Linked DNA regions of Homo sapiens: region 1 is linked to region 2. The links are chromatin loops, found by intact Hi-C in ENCODE. Cell type or tissue: mammary epithelial cell. All regions are shown on one strand.

Region 1 (5,000 bases), 240 kb after region 2:
TGCTCCAGCTCTGCCCCACAAGACCCCACCTCTCCAGGGCCCGCAAGACCCCACCTCTCCAGCAGCCAGCAAATAGCAACAGAGGTCCTGGCATGGGGGTGACTCAAGCTCCTGGCCCTTTATTCCAAATGAATCAGGTGAGGCAAAGGATTAGTAGGAATGGCACTTTAGCCCAATGACAGACTTGGCTTTTGGGGTCGATGATTTTGGATTTTCTATCAGAACAACTTTTTGGCAGCAGACATCTGTTTAACGAACAGCATGAGATGTTATTCAGGCCTAACACTGACACCAGGAGAAAATAAGGAGAGGCTATTTTGAGCACTGAACTGAGATCAGGAATCAGAAGAAAAGCTGCTTTGGAGGGAGAAGCTGCAAAGGCTGAGACCTCAGTACGAAAGTCAAAGGTCAGAGGTTGGTCATCCATCATAACCACCTAAAATCCGGAGAGAAAGGAGGGAGCTGAGATTGGAGAGCCATGCCTGGGAACTGGGTGTGCAAGAGAACTTGGACAGGGGTGTGCCGAGCACTGCCCCAAAGCAGGCCAAGGACCGCCCTGAACTTCCCCACCTCTCTCACCGCCCTTCCTTTCCCTTTTCATGGACTAGCTCAAACGCAAAGAAAGCAAAAAAAACAATCAAACAAACACACTAACCTGATTCAGTTCTCAGGCCCAGGCCTTTAGTTTTTAGTCTTGAGTGAATAAATTCTTCTTTTTCCTTAAAAAAAAAAAAAAAAAAAAAAAAAGGCTCTCAGAACTCCTTTCTCTGTCTTTCCATTTTTCTTTGGCTAGAGCACAGCTCACGGTGTACTGGAGAAGTTTAGATGTGGATTTTCTGAGAAGCTAGTGACCCATCTCAAAGCTCGTTTAAAACCCTCTGAATGTGGTTAAAAGTTTTGTGCTTGAAACAGGATTTGAGAAGATGTTCAATAAACTTTGGGAGACGCTGTTTGTTTATAAATCCACAGAATAGGTCAGGCACAGTGGCTCACACCCATAATGCCAGCACTTTGGGAGGACGAGGTGGGTGGATCACCTGAGGTCAGGAGTTCCAGACCAGCCTGGCCAACATGGAGAAACCCCGTCTCTACTAAAAATACAAAAATTAGCCCAATGTGATGGTGGGCACCTGTAATCCCACCTACTTAGGAGGCTGAGGCGGGAGAACTGCTTGAACCCAGGAGGCGGAGGTTGCAGTGAGCCGAGATCACGCCACTGCACTCCAGCCTGGACAACAGAGTGAGACTCTGTCTCAAAACAAAAACAACAACAACAAAAAAAACCCTCCACAGAATATGATAAATATACCCCACCAGACATAGCCCACTCAAATGGAAAGTCAAAGTTTAAATGTTGCCGGGCACGATGGCTCATGCCTGTAATCCCAGCACTTTGGGAGGCCAAGGCAGGCGAATCACCTGAAGGTCAGGGGTTCAAGACCAGCCTGGCCAATGTGGTGAAACCCCATCTCTTCTAAACATACAAAAATTAGCCGGGTGTGGTGGCGGGCGCCTGTAATCCCAGCTACTTGGGAGGCTGAGGCAGGAGAATCGCTTGAACCAGGGAGGTGGAGGTTGCAGTGAGCTGAGATCATGTCACTGCACTCCAGCCTGGGCAACAGGAGTGAAACTCCATCTCAGAAGAAAAAAAAAAAAGTTAAATGTTTTTCTTCTGGTTTAGACTATTTATACTTCTTTCTTACACAGTTTATTTATAAGTATCCTGTTAAGAATTTTGAATTCTCTGCTGGGCATGGTGGCTTATGCTTGTAATCCCAACACTTTGGGAGGCCGAGGTGGGCGGATCACGAGGTCAGGAGATCAAGACCATCCTGGCCAACAGAGTGAAATCCCATCTCCACTAAAAGTACAAAAATTAGCTGGGCACGGAGGTGTGTGCCTGTAATCCCAGCTACTCGGGAGGGTGAGGCAAGAGAATCACCTGAACCTGGGAGGTGGAGGGTGCAGTAAGCTGAGATCGCACCACTGCACTCCAGCTTGGTGACAGAGCGAGACTCCGTCTCAAAAAAGAAAAAAATTTTTTTTTTTTTGAATTCTCAGGAAGAATGACAACACATCACAAAAACGGGTTTCTTTTTGAGGGTCTCACTCCTGTCACCCAGACTGGAGTGCAATGGCGCGCTCTCGGCTCATTGCAACCTCCGCCTCCTGGGTTCAAGCAATTCTTGTGCCTCAGCCTCCCAAGTCATGGGGATCACAGGCATATGCCACCACACCTGGCTCATTTTTATATTTTTAGTAGAGATAAGGTTTCGCTACGTTGGCCAGGCTGCTCTCAAACTCCTGGCTTCAAGTGATCCACCCCTCTCAGCCTCCCAAAGTGCTGGGATTGCAGAGCCATCATGCCCCACCTAAAAAAACCGGTATTCTCATAAAGATAAACACACACACCTATGTGTGTAAAACATGTACTTCTAGTTCTGGCTCTGCTGCTCACACATTGCATCCTTCAAAGTCTCAAGATCTGTGGTTCTACGAATGACCATTTCTTATATACAGTTACATATTAGTTTTTAAAACTATATGCATATATGTACATACAGTGCGGGGGATGGACTGAGACCCAGTACTACCACGTAACAAATAGCAAAGCAATATACTAAACACCTAGCACCCTCAAGTGGCCAACTGTGTTATTTCTCATTCTGATCTAAAACTTTTTTTTCTTTTTTTTTTTTTGAGACGAGTCTGGCTCTGTCACCCAGGCTGGAGTGCAGTGGCGCAATCTCCGCTCACTGCAAGCTCTGCCTCCCGGGTTCACGCCATTCTCCTGCCTCAGCCTCCCGAGTAGCTGGAACTACAGGCGCCCGCCACCACGCCGGGCTAATTTTTTGTATTTTTAGTAGAGACAGGGTTTCACCGTGTTAGCCAGGATGGTCTCGATCTCCTGACCTCGTGATCTGCCCACCTCGGCATCCCGAAGTGCTGGGATTACAGGCGTGAGCCACCGCACCCTTCCGTTCTGATCTAAAACTTAAACTTACCTTACTAAAAGTCAAATTCTGGTTTGCCCAGAACTGTTGATTCCATTCTTGTGTTTCTTGTCTTAATTTTCTAAGCTTTTGTTCCAATGGAGATTCATTTTCAGGTATGTAAAAGTGAACAGGTCGAAGGTTTGAATATTTATCTGGGGGTCCTATCCAATCATGGCAAGACTTTCTTGGAGGGCAGAATCTTGAGACCTTTAACAAAGTAAATTGGATTAACATATGACAAAATGAATCTCTAGTATTATAAAATGTACAATCTGGATTTATTTATTTACTTAGAGACGGAGTCTCGCTCTGTTGCCAGACTGGAGTGTAGTGGCGTGATCTCAGCCAAAGTGCTGGGATTACAAGTAGGAGCCACCACACAGGGCCTAGTTTCTGGTTTAAATAATAACAGCCCTTTCCCGAAACTCAACCACCTTTGCTAAGCTTTCTTTTTTTTTTTTGAGACAGAGTCTCACTCTGTCGCTCAGGCTGGAGGGCAGTGGCGAGATCTCGGCTCACTGCAAGCTCCGCCTCCCAGGTTCACGCCATTCTCCTGCCTCAGCCTCCCAAGTAGCTGGGACTACAGGCGCCCATCACCACGCCCGGCTAATTTTTTTGTATTTTTTAGTGGAGATGGGGTTTCACCCTGTTAGCCAGGATGGAGCTAAGCTTTCTTAAGCTAATGAGAGACCCTACCAGGCTAGGAGGAGGTGAGGAGTCTGAATTCTGGTAAGGTGCCAGCCATCATTCCAGAGGTCACAAGATCTGCAACTTCTCCAATTACTCCTGCATCTCTATTGCAGAACCTAAGATTGGCTTTTTGAGATATCTTTTCAGGTTTTTTGCAAGTCCAACGTGATGGCTCCTCCTGGACCCGCCCAGAAGCCACTCGGCATGCAGGAGGATGAGTCCCACACCCCTGTGATTGCACCCAGACCAATCGGCAGCAAGCACCCATTGCCTAGCCACCTCCACCCCTTCCTCCAAACTATTTTTGAAAAAATCTAGCCCCCAGATGCGAGGAGAGACTGATTTGAGTAATAACTCTTCCATGTAGCATGGCTGGCCTCACATCAATTAAACTCTTTCTTTTTTTTGAGATGGAGTCTCGCTCTATCGCCCAGGCTAGAGTGCAGTGGTGTGATCTTGGCTCACTGCAACCTCCGCCTCCCGGGTTCAAGCGATTCTCCTGCCTCAGCCTCCTGAGTAGCTGGGATTATAGGCATATGCCACCACGCCCGGCTAATTTTTGCATTTTTAGTAGAGATGGGGTTTCACCATGTTGACCAGGCTGATCTTGAACTCCTGACCTCAGGTGATCTGCCTGCCTCAGCCTCCCAAAGTGCTGGGATTACAGGCGTGAGCCACCGTGCCTGGCCCTAAACTCTTTCTTTACTGCAATGCCATGGTCTCCATGAACTGGTTTTGTTTGTGCAATGGGCAAGAAGAACTGTCAGGGAGTTATAGTGGGGGGACCCTGCTATTCAAGACCTGAAACTATACTGCTCATCGTCAGGGTTAAAATACACTGATTTGATGCTGGATCAATTTAGGAATCCTTTTTAGAAAGTAAAGGCAGGATTGCAATACAGACCTTCAACATTTTACCCATCAGTCTAAAAACTATATACAATCACCAAATATCCCATTAAAAAAATAAAACCTACATTTCTAGCCAGGTGCGGTGGCTCACGCCTGTAATCCCAGCACTTTGGGAGGCTGAGGTGGGTGGATCACCTAAGGTCGGGAGTTCGAGACCAGCCTGACCAACATGGTGAAACCCCATCTCTACTAAAAATACAAAAATTAGCCATGCGTGGTGGCCGGCACCTGTAGTCCCAGCTATATGAGAGGCTGAGCCAGGAGAATTGCTTGAACCTGGGAGGCAGAGGTTGCAGTGAGCCGAGATCGCACCACTGCATTCCAGCCTGGGCGACAGAGCGAGACTCCGTCTCAAAAAAAAACAAACAAACAAAAAACCAAAACCTAGATTTCTACAAATGT
Region 2 (5,000 bases):
GTACTTTGCAGATATTTTCTCCCAGTCTGTGGCTTGTCTTTTCATTCTCTTAATAACTGTTATATATTGTTCTGTTCTAGTTCATTAAAAAACAAAACTGGTCCTGAGGCACTAATTGATTTTAGAGCCCACTAAGAGGTCATAGTCTGTGGTTTAAAATTCAGTGTTTGTTCTGCTTCCATAATATTCACGTGATCAACATTAGTAAAGCAACCATTATTTCAAGCAGTAATTTTCTTTGTCTTTTTTTTTTTTTTTTTTTTTTTTTGAGGAGGAGTCTCACGCTGTCCTCTAGGCTGGAGTGCAGTGTGGCATAATCTCAGCTTACTGCAACCTCTGCCTCCCGGGTTTAAGCAATTCTCCTGCTTCAGCCTCCTGAGTTAGGTGGAATTACAGGCACGCACTGCCATGCCCGGCTAATTTTTTTTTTTTTTTTAGTAGAGACGGGGCTTCACCATGTTGCCCAGGCTGGTCTTGAACTCCTGACCTCAAGTGATCCACCGGGCTCAGCTTCCCAAAGTGCTGGGATTACAAGCACGAGCCACCACACCTAGCCTCAAGCAGTCACTTTCAATTTTTTTTTTTCTTTTTTGAGATGGAGTCTCGCTCTGTCATCCAGGCTGGAGTGCAGTGGTGCGATCTCGGCTCACTGCAAGCGCCACCTCCCGGGTCACGCCATACTCCTGCCTCAGCCTCCCGAGTAGCTGGGACTACAGGCGCCCACCACCACGCCCAGCTAATGTTTTGTATTTTTAGTAGAGACGAGTTTCACTGTGTTAGCCAGGATGGTCTTAATCTCCTGACCTCATGATCCGCCTGCCTTGGCCTCCCAAAGTGCTGGGATTACAGGCATGAGCCACCACGCCCAGCCAAAGTAATTTTCAATATTGATGAACAGTGGTGTCAGAATTGATACTGTTCTTTATTCTAGAGTATTATTTTCTAATTTTAATTTTTTATTATTTTTGAGAGGAAGTCTCACTCTGTCACTTGGCTCACTGCAACCTCTGCCTCCTGGGTTCAAACGATTCTCCTGTCTCAGCCTCCTGAGTAGCCGGGATTATAGGCATGTGCCACCACGTCGGGCTAATTTTTGTATTTTTGGTAGAGATGGGGTTTCACCATGTTGGCCAGGCTGGTTTCGAACTTCAGACCTCATGATCCACCTGCCTCAGCCTCCGAAAGTGCTGGGATTAAAGGCATGAGCCTCCACGCCTGGCCTTTTTAAAATTTTGAGACAGCTGGGCGCGGTGGCTCACACTTGTAATTCCAGCACTTTGGGAGGCCAAGGCGGGCAGATCACAAGGTCAAGAGATCAAGACCATCTGGCCAACATGGTGAAACCCCGTCTCTACTAAAAATACAAAAATTAGCCAGGCATGGTGGCGCATGCCTCTAGTCCCAGCTACTAGGGAGGCTGAGGCAGGAGAATCACTTGAACCCGGGAGGCAGAGGTTGCAGTGAGCCGAGATCGTGCCACTGCACTCCAGCCTGGGCGACAGAGCGAGACTCTGTCTCAAAAATAATAATAATAATTTTGAGACAAGAGTTTCACTTTGTCACCCAGGCTGGAGTGCAGTGGTTTGATCATAGCTCACTGCAGCCTTGACCTCCTGGGCTCAAGTGATCCTCCCTGCCTCAGCCCCCCACGTGTCTGGGACTACTGGCATATACTACCATGCCTGGCTAATTTTTTGTGCTTTTTGTAGAGATAGGGTTTCGCCATGTTGCCCAGGCTGATCTCGAGCTCCTGAGCTCGAGCAGCCTGCCCACCTCAACCTCCCAAAGTGCTGGCATACAGGTGTGAGCCGCCACACCCAACCTATTCTAGAGTATTCTTTAAGTTTTAGTGGATAGAATAAATGTGGTCAGCTGTATCACCTCTATATCCTGTAGTCATGACACATCTTGGTATTATGGAAAGCTGTATGAATTTCACATTTCTACAAGGTTTAAGATAGGTTCTCTCAAAATGCGTTATGCTTTTAAATACTGAAGGGACTATATACTAAGTAAATAATGCAAATAGAAGCTAAGGTGTCTATTTTGTATTCCCAGGAATACTGTATAATGTAATTTAAAATGTGAAATTATTAACGCAAGTAAAACAGTGATTAGAACTCAACAGAATTGATAAGGTTATTGAGATCTATTGTAGTGGCTATTTAACTTTGAGTAGATGCTACTCAGATATTTAAATATGTCTAGGCTGAGCATGGTGGCTCATGCCTGTAATCCCAGCACTTTGGGAGGCCAAGGCGGGAGGATAATTGAGCCCAGGAGTTAGAGACCAGCCTGGGCATAGACCCCATCTCTACAAAAAATAAAAAAAATTAGCTGTGGTGCGCTTTTACAGTCTCAGCTACTTGAAAGTTGAGGCGAGGGAGGATCACTTGAGCCTAGGAGTTCGAGGGTGCAGTGAGCTAGGATTGGTGCTGCTGCGCTCAGCCTGGGCAGCAGAGCAAGATCCTGTCTCTAAAAAAAAGAAACATTAAAAAAAATGGGTGTATAGCTGTCTCTGCCTTCGTAAGAGGGTTAAATATGTACTTCTACAGTCTTATTTATTTAGAAAAAAATTTTCATTGCTCTAAGGTTAATTTTATTCCTTTTCCAAAATAATACAAGCCCTAATTATGGAAATTGAACTTAATATGATCTTACTAAACTGTACCTTTATTTTCCTTGGAGTTAATTCTTCATCCCTAAAATTTGTGTCAGGGGAAGGGGGTAGTGCTGAACTCACCCCCGTTACCCTGCAGTGCCACCTTGTGGAAAGAAGCTTTAGCTCAAGCTTGTCCAACCCATGGCACCGGGCCACAGGAGGCCCAGGACAGCTTTGAATGCAGCCCAACACAAATTAGTAAACTTTCTTAAAACATCATGATATATATATGTTTTTTAATGATCTTTTTTTCTAACTCATTGGCTATCATTAGTGTTAGTGTATTTTATGTGTAGCCCAAGACAATTCTCCAGTGTGGCCCAGGGAAGCCCAAAGTTGGGACACCCCTGCTTTAGAGCAAGGGACATCCATTGTTTCTCTAGGTTTGAGTGAAATCTGCCGAATACCACATAGTTATGTTCAAGGCTCCTGACTTTCACACTAATTTTTTTTTTTTTTTTGAGATAGAGTCACTGTCGCCCGGGCTGGCGTGCAGTGGCGTGATCTTGGCTCACTGCAACCTCTGCCTCCTGGGTTCAAGGGATTCCACTGTCTCAGCCTCTGAGTAGCTGGGATTATAGGCAGGTGCCACCACGCCCAGCTAATTTTTTTTTGTATTTTTAGTAGAGATGGGGTTTCGCCATGTTGGCCAGGCTGGTCTCGAACTCCTGACCTCAAATGATCTGTCTACCTTGGTCTCCCAAAGTGCTGGGATTATAGGCATGAGCCACTGTGCCCAGCCTTACACTAACTTTTTTTAAGAATATTTTTCTTCTCTTTGATGTGGACTAATTCAGTGATTAGAGGGGTAAAATATTGTCTTTTCTACAGAGAACTTGAAGATGAGAAAACAGGCAAACACCTACCTGTCATGATTCAAGAAACCTACTATAAAAAGACATTTCGTGGCCAGGTGTGGTGCCTCACGCCTATAATCCCAGCACTTTGGGAGGCCAAGGTGGATGGATCACACGGTCAGGAGATCGAGACCATCCTGGCTAACATGGTGAAACCCCGTCTCTTCTAAAAATACAAAAAATTAGCCGGGCGTGGTGGCAGGCACTTTTTGTCCTAGCTACTTGGGAGGCTGAGGCAGGAGAATGGCGTGAACCCGGAAGGCAGAGCTTGCAGTGAGCCGAGATCGCGCCACTGCAGTCCAGCCTGGGCAACAGCGTGATACTCTGTCTCAAAAAAAAGGGACATTTTACGTATAATTGGGGGAGTTTATTGAGTGCTTCTTACGTGCCAGGCACTGCTTCAGGCACTACTGACACAGCAGGTAATTAACTGAAACTCTGCTCTCAAGAAGCTTATGTGTTCTAGTGACAACAGACAGAGGATAAACAAATATATACATAGATCAGGTGGTGGTTGAGTGCTAAGCAGAAATACATAAACCAGGGTAGGAGGACAGAGGGATGGAGTAGTGCTATTTTAGGTAGACTCTCGGTTAAGGAAAGCTTCCTTGCTAAGACACCATTCCAGCAGAGGCCTGAAAGAAGAGGGTAATACAATGTCAGTAGCTGAGTGAAGCGGTCTATGCAGAGAATAGCAAGTGCAAAGCCCCTGAGGCAGGAGTTGGCTTGCCCTGTTGAGGGAGGCAGAAGGGATGAAGAGTGTGGTAAGCACTGAGATCAGAGAGGTATGCATGTGTGTGTTGCAGGTCTTGCAGGGCCTCTTAGACAATAGTTAGGACTTTGAAATTTATTCTCAGAGAGGAAACCACGGGAAGGTTTTGAATGAAGTGATGTATCTGAAGGGTGAGAGTGGAAACAGATGAATGAGTTTGCTCTTGCAGACATCCTTTCTGAGAGGTGGTGGTGGCTCGGGCTTGGGTAGTAGCCAGGGAGACGAGTTATCAGTTTCTGGGTACGAGGTTGACAGTCTTGCTAATGGATTGTTTGTGGAGTATGAGAGAGAAGGGAGTTGAGCCAATCCTTTATTTTATTCTCCTTTTTCTGTGTGGATGACAGCAACTCCCAGGTGTGTTTTTCAGTCTTTGAGAGGCTAATTGAGGAAAGTGAGATGAAGCATTTAGGGTGATGGCTTAGACTTAGTTTTCCTTACAGCTCTAATGTTTCTGAGATTTTAAATTGGTGAACTGAGTTGCAATCAGGGCCAGAAGGGACCTTAGCATCAATTCTCATTTTGGGGTGCGTGGCCTGCTGGAAAGCTAAAGGGGTCTTCCTGGTGTTCACCCACCCTCACCCCAACTGATCCTTTCTGTGGCTTTTATGAGCTATTTACTCATAACCTACCAAGTGAGTTATTGCAAGTTACTAAAATTTAGTATAGCTTTTATCACCTTATTTCTCTTCAGTTATTTTTTGTTATCCCT

Evidence for each region. Hi-C counts contacts between places; a loop is a spot of excess contacts. Peaks named below come from ENCODE experiments on the same cell type or tissue, not always from the same donor. Only the 100,000 strongest peaks of a DNase experiment are listed, where the experiment ranks them.
Region 1: a loop joins it to region 2, with 8 times the contacts of the local background. A loop is called at or near these places in 5 of 110 quality-filtered maps.

The regions. Positions count from the first base shown.
Region 1 is chr14:103,569,826-103,574,825 of GRCh38, reverse strand. COA8 (cytochrome c oxidase assembly factor 8) reads right to left here. Exons shown (of 5, transcript NM_001370595.2): 2 at 3,006-3,203; 3 at 656-719. Among named protein-coding and RNA genes, the nearest start is that of COA8, 9.4 kb to the right of the region's middle. In mammary epithelial cell, a CTCF peak has its summit at 2,637 (motif pointing left); a DNase peak (open chromatin) is centred at 2,615.
Region 2 is chr14:103,806,363-103,811,362 of GRCh38, reverse strand. All of the region lies in intron 1 of PPP1R13B (protein phosphatase 1 regulatory subunit 13B), which reads left to right. Among named protein-coding and RNA genes, the nearest start is that of PPP1R13B, 39 kb to the left of the region's middle. RefSeq lists an enhancer at 4,371-4,470. In mammary epithelial cell, a CTCF peak has its summit at 2,764 (motif pointing left); a DNase peak (open chromatin) is centred at 2,772.